Linked DNA regions of Homo sapiens: region 1 is linked to region 2. The links are chromatin contacts, found by Hi-C or POLR2A ChIA-PET in ENCODE. All regions are on one chromosome and are shown on one strand. Each heading gives the region's core, a stretch centred on a gene start or an enhancer-like site at or near the end of the contact. The rest is flanking DNA. Distances are from core to core; before and after follow the strand shown.

Region 1 (7,387 bases), core at 2,163-4,662, 140 kb before region 2:
TCTCTGCATGGCCTAGCTTTCTCGTTGATAGTAGAGGGCCATCAGGTAGGCCCTGCTAGCTTTGCAGGGCTACTGAGAGAATCTAGTGCAGGAGTCCCCAGCCTCCAGGCAGTGGACTGGTACTGTCTGTGGCCTGTTAGGAACCAGGTCACACAGCAGGAGCTGGGCGAGCATTACCACCTGAGCTCCCCCTCCTGTCAGATCAGCAGCAGCATTAGAGCACAAACCTTACTATGAACTGCGCATGAGAGGGATCTAGGTTGTGTACTCTTTATGAGAATCTAATGCCTGATAATCTCAGGTGGAGCAGTTTCATCCCGAAACCATCCCCTCAACCTTGTCAGTGGAAAAAAATGTCTGCCACAAAACCGGTCCCTGGTGCCAAAAAGGTTGGGGACCACTGATCTAGTGGACTTTGTCCAAAGATCACAAAGCAACACAAATGTACAGATTTTTAATCACCCACAGTGGAATAACCTGGCCATTCCTCTCATTTCTTGACGAATCCCTGAAGCTTAGCCTGATTCACTGCTCTGTCTCTTTACTATTATCACTCAATACTAACAATAGCTGATAGCAGCATTATTTTATGAGGTTTGCATGAGTTGAATCAATCATCACAAAAACTCTATAAAGATGTCACTGTTAATCATTACCACTCCAAAGATGGAAAAACTTAGGCTCAGAGAGGTTAAGTAACTTATCCAAGATCGCACAACTCATAAGTGGAAGAGCCAGGGTTGAACTCAAGTCCACCCAACTTCAGAGTCTATGCTTTTAAACCCAACCCCACTCTGAAGATCATCAATTACATATGTGTATGCAGACCAACTTCCTTATCATCCTAGTTAAATTCCAGCAGGGACTAGGACTTCGGGTATCAAAAGTCAAAAATCACTCAAAAGGTTCTGTTTTGGGTTTGAGCCCTGGGTGGTATCCCCCCAGAGGCACATCTAAATTAAGTTTTCATAATCGTTCTAAACATTTTTGTGTCACTCTGCCTCCTTCTAGCAACATAGGCACAGATACTTAATCAGAGCCTGATGGGAAGTAATACCACATTGGAAGCACATTTGGCTTTTTCTCCTTCTGAAAGCAATATGATATTTTTAGAAAGAATAAAGGCTTGGGAGTAAGACAGACCTGGATTAGAGACCCAACTCTGCTGTCTCTTCTACCTGTGTGATCTTGAATGTTATTCATTCTGGGTCTCATTCCCCTAAACTTGAGAAATGTAGAGAATAACATCAGTATCATATTGTTGTCATGAGGATTAACTCAGCCTCAGCTAGAGTTTTTAGCACTGTGTCTGGGAAGCACATAGCAGGCATTTAAGAAATGACAGCAATTAGTAGACAACCAGCCTGCCAAATACAGAGGCTTCCTTTTCTCATGTGCCAACCCCAGTAGCAAGAGGTGAGAGCAGACACTGGGGGAGAAGGAGACAAACATCTGTGACCCACAGCATCCCGTAGCAAGACATGCATGGGTTTTGGACTGATTCCCAGCTCTGTTTTGTGACTTGGGCAAATTACTCAATTTCGCTGAGTCTCAATTTCCTTCCCCGTAAATGGAGGCAATATATCTTCATTACATACCTTCACATTGTTTACCACCTAGTCAAGAAATCAGGATATAGGCGTGAAAATAAAAGGAAGATTACAGCATCTCACATATGAGCTTTTAAAGATACTTCAACGAAAGCTACTGAGTTAAAGATTCTGAACTACCTTTATTTATCGTAAGAAATGAGATAAGCTACAGGAGCTGCTAATGATACAATAAAAGATCAGTTTCTGGAATGTCCTATGACTAGATTGTTTCAAACAAAACAATATTTATTTGCTTAATTTTACTCAAAAAGAGAATTACTTTCAAGCATATTTTACATTTGTACATATCCTTCAAACTTTTTAAATTATAAAAGCATTGTAGGTACATAACTAAGAGAAGCTATTGTAATATACAATAGGAGACATGCACAAGAATGTCAAAAACAATATTCTTGGCAAGGAACCCAACTATCTACCAACAGATAATAAATAAATTATGGTTTTGGTTTTGGTTTTGGTTTTCGAGACAGAGTCTCACTCTGTCGCCCAGGCAGGAGTGCAGTGGCACGATCTCAGCTTACTGCAACCTCCACCTCCCGGGTTCAAGCAATTCTCCTGTCTCAGCCTCCCAAATAGCTGAGACTACAGGTGCATACCACCACACCCAGCTAATTTTTGTATTTTTAGTAGAGACGGGGTTTCGCCATGTTGGCCAGGATGGTCCCAATCTCTTGACCTCATGATCCACCCCGCCCCCCTTGGCCTCCCAAAGTGCTGAGATTACAGATGTGAGCCACCGCACCTGGCCCTAAATTATGTATTTATGCAATGCAACGCTGTGCAGTGAAGACAATGAAATTATAGCTCCAAGCAGCATGGATAAATCCTAGAAGCATAATATTGAATGAAAAGAAGTAACTCTTGGAGTACTACATGTAAGTGTGATACCACTTTTAGAAAGTTAAAACACAAACGATCCTAAATTAGATCATGTTTAGGGGGTACATAGAGAAGTACTGAAGCCCTATTGTTAAAAAAAACAAAGAAGGCCAGGCGTGGTGGCTCACACCTGTAATCCCAGCACTTTGGGGGACCAAGGTGGGCGGATCACCTGAGGTCAGGAGTTTGAGACCAGCCTGGCCAACATGGCAAAACCCCGTCTCTACTAAAAATACAAAAATGAGCCGGGCGTGGTGGCACGCCTCTAGTCCCAGCTACTTGGGAGGCTGAGACAGGAGAATCACTTGAACCCAGCAGGTGGAGGTTGCAGTGAGCCAAGATCACGTCACTGCACTCCAGCCTGGACAACAAGAGCGAAACTGTCTCAAAAAAAAAAAAAAAAAAAAGAAAGAAATGATGTTTTTTAATTTCAGGGTAGTACTTACTGCTGAAAGACGGGTGAAGGAATGGGATTAGGAGCAGCACGTAGATCAATTCAATAGTATTAGAAAAGTTCCCTGTGCGCGGTAGGTTTATCCATTTAAATGTGATTCTTCATAATTTAAAGTAGTCCTAGGGGATACATTCCAAGAACCCCAGTGGATGCCCGAAACTACAGACAGTACCAAACCCTATATGTACTATGGTATGGCTTTTTCAAGACATACACCCCTAGGATGTTTAATTTATAAATTAGGCACAGTCAGAGATTAACAACTAATAATGAAATAGAACAATTATAACAATATGCCAGCATCGCTACTCTTGCATTTTGAAAATGAGGGTCACTTGAATACCCACACTGTAATACCAAGACAGGTTTTCAGATAACTGAAACAGATACTAAATGACTAATGGCCAGGGAGCGTATACAGGGTGGATATGGTGGGATGAGTCATGTCCTAGGTGGAACAGAGAAGGATGGCACAAGTTTTCATCACTCAGGGTGACGCACGGTCTAAAACTTAGGAATTGTTTATTTCTGGAATTTTCCATTCAATATTTTCAGACTGCAGTAGACTGCAGGTAACTGAACTTTTTATTTTATTTTATTTTATTTTATTTTTTGAAACGGAGTCTCGCTGTGTCGCCCAGGCTGGAGCGCAGTGGCGTGATCTCGGCTCACTGTAAGCTCTGCCTCCCGGGTTCACGCCATTCTCCTGCCTCAGCCTCCCGAGTAGCTGGGACTACCTGAGTAGCTGGCACCCACCACCACGCACAGCTAATTTTTTTTTGTATTTGTTTTAGTAGAGACGGGGTTTCACCGTGTTAGCCAGGATGGTCTCGATCTCCTGACCTCGTGATCCACCCACCTAGGCCTCCCAAAGTGCTGGGATTACAGGCGTGAGCCACCGTGCCCGGCAGGTAACTGAACTTTTGAAAAGCAAGACTGAGGACAAGGAGGAACCACAGTACTATATATCTACACATATAGATATGCACATGCATACATATACATAAACTATAATTCCATAATATATGTAATAATGTCACAGTGATAATGTAACTATCATTATGTAACATTATCTTATATATAAAAATATTACATAACATTTTTAAAATCCAAGCTATTCAATGTTGAACTAGGAATTTGATTTCCTTGCTCCTGACCCTGTACTGTTATTGTCTTAAGAATTTATTTTCCCCTGCTTTTCTTGAGCTGTATGGAATTTTTTTCTTATGTCTATTACTTACTTATTTACTAATTTAAAAAGAAATACATTAACGACCTAAGATTAAAGGCTATAAACTTAATTACAGGAATAAAGCAATCCACAAAGGCTACTCTGGGTTCATTCTTCAAAAGTCACATGACAGAGGGTGAAGATTATAATAGCTCTGGACACCAGGGATGATGCATCAATACTCAGAAGGTGTGGCTTGAGCTAACATCCATGCCAAGGCTATTACGACTAGTATATTTCCACAGGCCAAGACTGAACAGGTTTGAATTCCCAAAGAGTTCAATGCATTCTCCTGTGTTATAAGCAGATCAAAGAATAAAATCACTGTTTTGCTGCTCAGGCTGCCGTAACAAAGTGCCACAGACTGGGTGGATTAAACAACAGAAATTTATTTTCTGACAGTTTTGGAGACTGGAAGTCCAAGAACAAGGTGTCAGAAGGCCTCTCTCCTTGACTTGCAGATGATCAGTTTCTCACCGTGTCTTCACATGGTCTATGTGAGTCTAAACCCTAATTTCCTCTTCTTAGAAGGACAACAATTATATTGGACTACAGCCCATCCCAATGACCTTATTTAATCTTAATTACCTCTTTAAAGACTTTAATCTCTAAATATAGTTACATTCTGAAGTACTGGGGGTTAGGATTTCAACATGAATTTTGGAGTACACAATTCAACCCCTAACAGTCACCAAGGAAGCCCTCCCTGGAAAATGATAGGCCTGCTTATATTTCAAATTAGACCAGCATTGTCTAAGAACATTTTGCATAATAATGAAATTGTTTTATATCTACACCATCCAATTGGGAGATGTTGGATATGTCTATGACCTTGATTGTGATGACAGCACAGGTGTGTGCCTTTTGCCCGAACGCAACAAATTGTGCACATCTGTATGTGCAGGTCTTATATGCCAATTACATCTCAACAATGTTATCTTTAAAAAAAGAAAGACAAATGTTTCCTGACTGCACTTACATGAGGTATCTAAAATAGTCAACTCCTAGAATCAGAGTGGAATGGTGGTTTCCAAGGGGCCGAGGGAAGGGAGAAATTGCCCCCATGTCTTCCTTCAAAATGCCAGCTCCTTCCCACTCAAGGCCTTTACACTTGCTATTTCTTCTGCTTGGAGGCATCTCCCCCAAGATCTTTGAATGATGGTTTCCTTCTTGCCATCCAGGCCTCATATCAAGCACCACCTCCTCAAAAAGCCTTCCTTCATTTTCCTGTACAAACTAGTGGAAATATACTAGTCTTGATGGCCTTGGCATGGATGTTAGCTCAAACCACGCCTTGTGAGTATTGACACATCATTGCTGGTGTCTGGGGCTATTAGTCTTTACCCTCTGTCATGTGACTTTTGAAGAATGAACACAGAGTAGCCTTGTGGATTACTTTCTTCCTATATTAAGTTTATAGCCTTTATCCTTAGGTCCTTAAGGTACTTCTTTTTAAATCAGAATAGACAGGTTTCCCCTAATCCTATCACTTCATTTTTTTTCTTTTTCTTTCTTTTTTTTTTTTTAAACAGGGTCTCACTCTGTAGCCTAGGCTGGAGTGCAGTGGCGCGATCTTAGCCCACTACAACCTCTGCCTCCCAGGATCAAGCGATCCTCCCGCCTCAGCCCCAGCAAGTAACTGGGACTACAGGAACATGCTACCATGCCTGGCTAATTTTTTGTACTTTTTTTTATAGAAACAGGGTTTCTCCATGTTGCCCAGGCTGGCCTCAAACTCCTGGGCTCAAGCAATCTGCCCACCTTGGCCTTCCAAAGTGCTGGGATTACAGGCATGAGCCACCACACCCCACTTCATTTTATTTTTATTATATTTAATCCTATCTGACATCATCTTGTTTATTTGTTATTTATTGTCTGCCTCCCCTTCCCCATGCCCACTGTATCACAGGCTCCATGAGAGCAAGGACTTTGTCTGTCTTGCCTGCTGCATTCTTCCTGGTTCCTGGATAAGGGATAGGATCTCAACAAATATCCCATGAAGGAAGGATGGCTAGATGGATAACTGGCTGGATGGATAGGTGGGTGGATAGGTGGATGGATAGATCGGGGTGGAGGTGGGGGGTGGGTGGGTGGGTGGATGGGTGGATGGATGGGTAGGTGGATGGGTGGATGGATAGTGGGTGGATCGATGGATGGTAGAAGGGTGAATGGATGATGGACAGATGGATGGATAGATGGGTGGATCGATGGATGTTAGAAGGGTGAATGGATGATGGATGGATGGATGGATGGATGGATGGATGGATGGATGGGCGGGTGAAAAGATGGAAGCATGGATGGATGATGAGTAGATTGATACCCCCTAGAAAGCCAGCCAACAGCCTGGGCCTCAGCCAGTCAACAGAATTGAGGAGACCACATTGCACCCAGAAATCCAAGCAGACATTCACAGGGTAACTGATTATTTATGTGGAGTCCCACAGCTTGCTCACTTTCACAGCCTCATCTGAACAAGACAGCATCTTACACAAATCCCCCTCCCTGGAGTGAGGAGAGAGTGATCAGGTGTCGTTGGTGCTCACAAACTTAACAGTTCTGGGGAACTAACCTGGCACCAGACACACAATCTATAAAACTGCTCCTGCCCAATGTAAAATAATTTAGTTCTGAGGAGTGTACCCAAGGAAATAATCCCAAAGGAAGGAGGGACTGGTGAGGAGTAACTTTATATCTTTATATTATAGAGTAGTGTTTTTAAAAAATCGCAAACACATAGCAACAAGAGAACAGATAAGCAGCTTGTGTGGCACATTATATAGGTACACAATTTTTTATCTGAAATCTTTAGGGCCTAATGTATTTTGGAAATCAAAATGTTCCCAATTTTAGAAAATCTATTTTTGCTTATATTCTATTGTATATCATACCCAGCAGAGTCTAGGGCGATACATCAAAGACACTAGTAGCAGCAGCAAAACAGATACACAGTCATCATAAGTGGGATCAATAAAGAATACAAATAGCCTCATATCTGTTCAGGTGAGGTTAGGAAAAAGAACTTTCTCAGCAGAAGAACTGGTTTATGAAGCTTCACAGATTTCAGAAATGCAGATAAGAGATGTGGACTTAACTAATTTATTTTTATTTTACTTTAAGTTCTGGGCTACATGTGTAGAACGTGCAGGTTTGTTACATAGATATACATGCGTCATGGCGGTTTGCTGCACCTATTCAACCGTCACCTAGGTT
Region 2 (6,883 bases), core at 2,789-5,288:
ACACAAGGAAGATACAATTTAGGAGGAATATACAAGGAGTTTCACCATTATTGGTTAGTGTTTTAGTTCTTAAGTTCAACAGTGGATTCACCAGTGTGTCACATCTATTCTTGCAAATATAAATATTCTAGAAGAATAAAAAAAGAAACCTGTTAACAGTGACTGGCTCTGAGGAGGACTGCAGGTCTGAGAGAGAGGAAAACTAATTTCTCATTGCTGCCCCCACACTTTTTTTTTTTTTTTTTTGAGTTGGAGTCTCGCTCTGTCGTCCAGGCTGGAGTGCAGTGGCGCGATCTCCGTTCACTGCAAGCTCCGCCTCCCGGGTTCACGCCATTCTCCTGCCTCAGCCTCCTGAGTAGCTGGGACTACAGGCGCCAGCCACCACGCCCGGCTAATTTTTTTTTCTGTGTTTTTAGTAGAGACAGGGTTTCACCATATTAGCCAGGATGGTCTCGATCTCCTGACCTCATGATCCATCTGCCTCAGCCTGCCCCTTTTTATTACCTGAATTTTTAGCGTAAACATTTTACCTCTTCAGTTTCTCTTAGCAATTTCACACACACTGACATGAATTTTCTTTTACTTTCTATGATCTTCACAATACAGCCAGCTTTTTGTTAACTGCTGTGCCTTCTTTATTAGAACTTAACCTATAACGTTCTGGAAGACGTAACTTTTTTGTCTGACCCTTTTTATTCACCTAACCTGTTCTTGCCTCACTATATATACATATATATATATGCTAATAACATCCCTTCATATTTGCATAATATATTAATTTGCAAAGGAGTCTCTCCATTACCTATTCCTCACAACGACCTATAAGGAGGCTATCACTCCATTTTTTTTTCCCGAAGAGATGGGATCTCACTATGTTGCCCAGGATGGCCTCAGACTCCAAGCTCAAGAGATCCTCCTGCAGAGCTGGGACCACAGGTGTGCACCACTGTGCCTGACTTTATCACTCCATTTTCTCTTAAGAGATGGAGTCTCACTCTGTTGCCTAGGCTGGAGTGCAGTGGTACGATCTCGGCTCACTGCAATCTCCACCTCCTGGGCTCAAGCCATCCTCCAACCTGAGCCTCCCAAGTAGCTGGAACTACACGTATACACCACCATGCCCGGCTAATTTCTGTATTTTTTTTGTAGAGTCAGAGTTTCACCATGTTGCCCAGGCAGGTCTTGAACTCCTGGGCTCAAACGATCCACCCACCTTGGCCTCCCAAAATGCTAGCATTACAGGCATGAGCCACTGTGCCCTTAGGGCTCTTCATACTATACTATAACTGTTCATATTACAGGAATCTCCTGGGGCATTTCATTAACAGCTCAGTTGCTAACTCATTCTTTTATGTTCAGAACCCCATTACCTGTTTCTTGAATATAAACCATACGCCAAGCTCCGCTAAGTTGTCTCAAAAACTAAAGAGGTTACAATGGAACACTGCTAGAAAGATTCAGAGCTTGGCTGAGCATGGTAGCTCACACCTCTAATCCCTGCACTTTGGGAGGCTGAGGCAGGTGGATCACCTGAGGTCAGGAGTTCAAGACCAGCCTGGCCAACATGGTGAAACCCTGTCTCTACTAAAAAGACAAAAAAAAAAAAAACTGCCAGGCGTGGTGGTGGGCACCTGTAATCCCAGCTACTTGGGAGGCTGAGGCAGGAGAATCACTTGAACCTGGGAGGTGGGGGATGCAGTGAGCCAAGATCGCGCCATTGCACTCCAGCCTGGGCAACAAGAGTGAAACTGTCTCAAAAAAAAAAAAAAAAAGAAAAAAAGAAAAGAAAAGAAAGAAAAAAGGAATCAGAGCTTGTGCTTTACAGTGCAATACCAGTACCATCTCTATAATCAACTACAGCACAGAATGTAAGAATATGAGGGCACATGTCATTGGGACCTCCTAGGCCTGTGCCACGAAAAAGAAAAAAGAATGTAAAAATATGAAGATGGGCCAGGCGTGGTGGCTCACGCCTGTAATCCCAGCATTTTGGGAGGCCAAGGTAGGCAGATCACAAGGTCAGGAGTTCAAGACCAGCCTGGCCAACACAGTGAAACCCCCGTCTCTTCTAAAAATACAAAAATTAGCCGGGCATGGTGGCGCACACCTGCAGTCTCAGCTACTTGGGAGGCTGAGGCAGGAGAATCATTTGAACCTGGGAGGTGGAGGTCGTAGTGAACTGAGATGACGCCACTGCGCTCCAGCCTGGGTGACAGAGCAAGACTACATCTCGGACAGGAAAAAAAAAAAAAAAGGGGCGGGGGGCGCTGGGCGCGGTGGCTCACACCTGTCATCCTAGCACTCTGGGAGGCCGGGGCAGGCAGATCACCTGCGGTCGGGAGTTCAAGACAAGCCTGACCAACAAGGAGAAACCCCATCTCTACTAAAAATACAAATTTAGCCGGATGTGGTGGCGCATGCCTGCAATTTCAGCTACTCGGGAGGTTGAGGTGGAAGAATCGCTAGAACCTGGGAGGCAGAGGTTGCAGTGAGCCGAGATCATGCCATTGCACTCCAGCCTGGGCAACAAGAGCAAAACTCCCCGTCTCAGAAAAAAAAAAAAAAAAATGAAGATGATGGCTGCCCTGACACAAGGGTATTTCTACATTGTTTTATGAGCAGCCTGACAACTTACAGCACCTATCAGCCCCAGTTCAAGAATCAAAGAAACATGTTAAGTTTTATTTGTATTTGTCTTATTTTTTTGTAGAGACAGGGTCTTGGTTTATTGCCCAGGCTGGTTTTGAACTTGTGGCTTCAAGCAATCCTCCCACCTCAGCCTCCCAAAGTATTGGGATTACAGGTGTGAGTCACTATGCCCAGCCACGTTTTAATGGCACTGTAATTGCCAAGAACAAAGATGATCCAGCACTTTGGGAGGTTGAGATGTGAGGATCACTTGAGGCCAGGAGTTCGAGACCAGCCAAGGCAACACAGCAAGACCCTATCTCTACAAAAACAAAAAAAAAATTAGCTGAGCATGATGGATCATGCCTACAGTCCTAGCTACTCAGAAGGCTGGGCAGGGGAGGATCGCTTAAGCCTAGAAGCTCCAGGTCACCGTGAGCTATGATCACACCACTGCACTAAAGCCTGAATGATAGAGTGTGACTCTGTCTCTTAAAAAGAAAAAATAAAAAATTGATCAAAATTTTTGCTACTTAATGCAAGGAGGGAGGTATGTGCCTTTACTCACTGGACTTGGGCCTGGAAGTGTGTATGCTGGAACTACTAGAGGCCACAGTGTAGAACTTGAGAATGATACAAAGCCAAACACAGAGGTGAGAGAAAGTCCTGAGCATATTATTTAAGCTCTTGGGTTTTTAATTATATAGGCCAATACATCCCATTTAGAATCAGTTTTAATTATATTTTGTTACCTGCACCCAAGAGTCCTGATAGTTTCTTTTCTCTGTGAGGCCCTTATCCATCCTTTCCCCTTTCCACAATTGTCCCTGCCTCCTCTATGCTTTCTGTGATCTGTTTTTGTACTATTATTGTATGCACCATAGTATAGCCTACATCACTGGTAAATGTCTGTACTATATACAATATACTAAAGTGGGGCTCCATTTGATTTATGTTTATGACCGTCACAGCATTTTTCAGTAGTAGCTCTGCATGATTTGCACTGTATTACTGAGTCTCCCTGACCACTGGATGGTAAGCTACACTCCATGAGGGAAGGGACCATGTCTATTCCTGGTCACAACTGATCCCTAGCATCTAGCACAGTACCTGGCGCATGTTAACTGCTTAACAGATACGTGTTAAATGAGTGAATAAATGAAAATTAGAAATCAATATGAATGGAAAAACTGATCATCCTAAAAGACAGATGCCTGAGCAGCCAATAAAACACACAGCTACCACATTTTCAAACTTCGACCAGGATCTCTGAGCTATGCTGGATATTCTGAAAGCCTTGGCGGGACAGGGGATCAGAAACTAAAGCAGTAACAAAAACAAATGGTGCCCCACCGCAGCTTCCTTGGCCTTGAATTCTTTCTCCCTCTGCAGGCGGTACTGTTCAATTTCAGCCTGAGCTTCTTCTTTGGCCTGCTTCAGCCTCCGGTTCTTTCCTGTTTTCAAAGGAGAGAGCTATATCAGGAAGTGGTTAAAAGTAGAAAAGCAAGCAGAGACAAGATGGTATATTATAACAATAAGCCAAGAATAAATTATGACACAGTCCGAAGAGATGTGCATGGGAAAGAGGGAATTCAGAGCTAACAAACAGTACAGGTTCCTCCCTCCTATAGGCTGTACTTAACTAGGAAGTGACAAGACAAAAATGAATACCTTCTGTAACTACAGCCCATTAAAAAGATGGAAAAAAATTGTAGAATGTGTCAGAATATTCTCTCAATCTCAACTATTAAGAACCAACATAAAATGAGTAACATTAACCATCTAGGGAACTCTTCTCCAGAAGTAAACACCTTAAGTATGCTGCTGATTAAAGGTGCAACCCTACTCAGATGCTTAGCAAGAAGGCTAATAAGCTCGCAAGGGACAGCAACATATAATGTAACTAATGAACCAACTATATAATGTAACACTGGAAACTAAAAGCAGTCCCTGTCACAAGGAAGTAAGGACAGTGGTGACTGAGAAGGAATGCTGAATGAGGAGTACTGGACAGTAAGACTGCACAAGTGGCTGAGAGAAGAGGAGACACAGGTATTTTGGTTTCTAGAAGTGAGTGGCTTAACATACAGCTGGAAAAAATCTCTAGGTTTGGTCAGAGTCTACATGAAAACAGACCACAAGGACAGCCAACATATAATCTCTGCTTTGAGTCTCCGCTCACCAATAAAAAAAAAAAAAGAGAGGTTCTAGACCATCAACCTATTTATTTGAGAGCAAAAGACATCCTGCATCTAAAATTAAGCTTTGTTATACAACACTGTACATCATTGTATACCAACTGTCTAGAGTCCACGCGAATGAGTGAAAATGAACTTAACCTTCCACATCCTGATTCAGAACAGAACTTTGGACCTGTAATGAAATGACCCCATGACATCAACATTCCCTGATGCTAGTCTGAAACAATTAACAGGTCTCTCTCTCAAAACTCCAAGAACTATTTCTGCAAGTCCACATTCACTCCAGTATTATTTCTGGCCTACTACTGTCTGCTTCGGCCACCTGTACCCCAATCCTTCACATGCTATCTTCCCATCAGCTATAATGGGCTGTATTTCAAAGCTAAAGATACTTTCGAAACCAACAATCTATAAATAACACTCATGGCCTGAACATTATGCAGTAGCTCCGCATGATTTCACAAGACATCACCTCCCAACTCCCATGGCTCCCTGCATTTATAACTCAGGATAATACCATTTACTGCCTTTGGCAAACATCTTCAACATTCAATTTTGACAGGGGCCTCTAAAAATCAAAAATATTTAAACAGAAAATCGTATTTCTCTTAAATCTTGTTCTTCTTGGGCCTTACATATGGGAGCCAGTGTTTTGTTTCACTCCAATGAAATATGCCATTAACACAAACTTTTTTAAAATTTTAAGGTCCACGCCGGGCGCGCTGGCTCACGCCTGTAATCCCAGCACTTTGAGAGGCCAAGGTGAGCAGATCACAAGGTCAGGAGTTCGAGACCAACCTGGCCACTATGGTGAAACCCTGTCTCTACTAAAAACACAAAAACTAGCCGGGCATGGTGGCAGGCACCTGTAGTCCCAGCTACTCGGGCGGCTGAGGCAGAAGAATCGCTTGAACCTGGGAGGCAGAGATTGTAGTGAGCCGAGATCACGCCACTGCCCTCCTGCCTGGGGGCGACAGAGCGAGAATCCATCTCAAAAAAATAAATAAACAAAATATATAAAATAAAATAAAAAATAATAAAAAAAATTTAAGGTCCAACTCAATGATTTCATTAAAAAAACTGGATGGGATCATTTTATATACTGCCTCTTCCCAACTCTTAACTGGGCAAATCAACCATAATTATAAATCAAGAAAGGCAAATTTTCAAACTGCAGTTCTTCTGACTACCTCTCTGTTCCTAACTATTAACAATTCTGAGACAGGCAAGGCGCAGTCGCTCATATCTGTAATCCCAGCACTTTGGGAGGCCGAGAGTTTGAGAAGAACCCGGCCGACATAGTAAAACACTGTCTCTACTAAAAATACAAAAATTTATTTTTTTATTTATGTATTAATTTATATGTTTTTGTATTTTTAGTAGAGATGGGCATGGTGGTAGGCACCTGTAATCCCAGCTACTTGGGAGCCTGAGGCACAAAATCTCGAACTCTGGAGGTGGAGGATGCAGTGAGCCAAGATGGTGCCACTGCACTCTAGCCTGAGTGACAGAGTGAGACTCTGTCTCAAAAAAAAAAAAAAAAATCTGAGAAGTATGTAAGCCATAAACTAATACTTTGGTTTGTTTTTTGTTTTTTTTTTTTTTTGAGACGGCGTCTCCCTCTGTCCCCAAGGCTGGAGTGCTGTGGGACAGATCTCCGCTCACTGCAACCTCTGCCTCCTGGGTTCAAGCGTTTCTCCTGTCTCAGCCTCCCAAGTAGCTGGGACTACACGCGCACACCACCACGCCCAGCTAACTTTTGTATTTTTAGTAGACACGGAGTTTCTCCATATTGCCCAGGCTGGTCTCAAACTCTTGATCTCAGGTGATCCACCCACCTCAGCCTCCCAAAGTGCTGGGATTACAGGCGTGAGCCACCACGCCCAGCCAAATTAATACTTTTTAAAACCAATTCACAGCTACCTGACATATACAAAACCCTGCACCAGGCTTGACAGGATAAAGGTATAAAACATAAATCCTACCTGGCTAGGGCACTCAGAATTATTCTTACCTATTCCAAGCATTTTTTCCTGCACTTCCCCAATCTATTC

What was found. Hi-C counts contacts between places; a loop is a spot of excess contacts on that map. ChIA-PET counts read pairs that join two places held with the same protein, here RNA polymerase II (POLR2A). Pooled maps may share reads with other maps.
Region 1: a loop to region 2 is called in a pooled map, with 2.8 times the contacts of the local background. The contact joins two enhancer-like sites. A Hi-C loop is called at or near these places in 3 of 50 pooled maps. POLR2A ChIA-PET finds 5 or more read pairs at or near these places in 4 of 52 experiments (B cell, HepG2, activated CD4-positive, alpha-beta memory T cell and 1 more).

The regions. Positions count from the first base shown.
Region 1 is chr9:114,730,001-114,737,387 of GRCh38, reverse strand. No RefSeq gene overlaps it. Among named protein-coding and RNA genes, the nearest start is that of TEX48, 52 kb to the right of the region's middle. Within about 2 kb of position 3,412, at least 2 of the 41 ENCODE cell types and tissues checked have a DNase peak (open chromatin) inside an H3K27ac peak, as active enhancers do.
Region 2 is chr9:114,589,751-114,596,633 of GRCh38, reverse strand. ATP6V1G1 (ATPase H+ transporting V1 subunit G1) reads right to left here. Exons shown (of 3, transcript NM_004888.4): 2 at 3,982-4,082. Among named protein-coding and RNA genes, the nearest start is that of ATP6V1G1, 5.4 kb to the right of the region's middle. Within about 2 kb of position 4,038, at least 13 of the 41 ENCODE cell types and tissues checked have a DNase peak (open chromatin) inside an H3K27ac peak, as active enhancers do.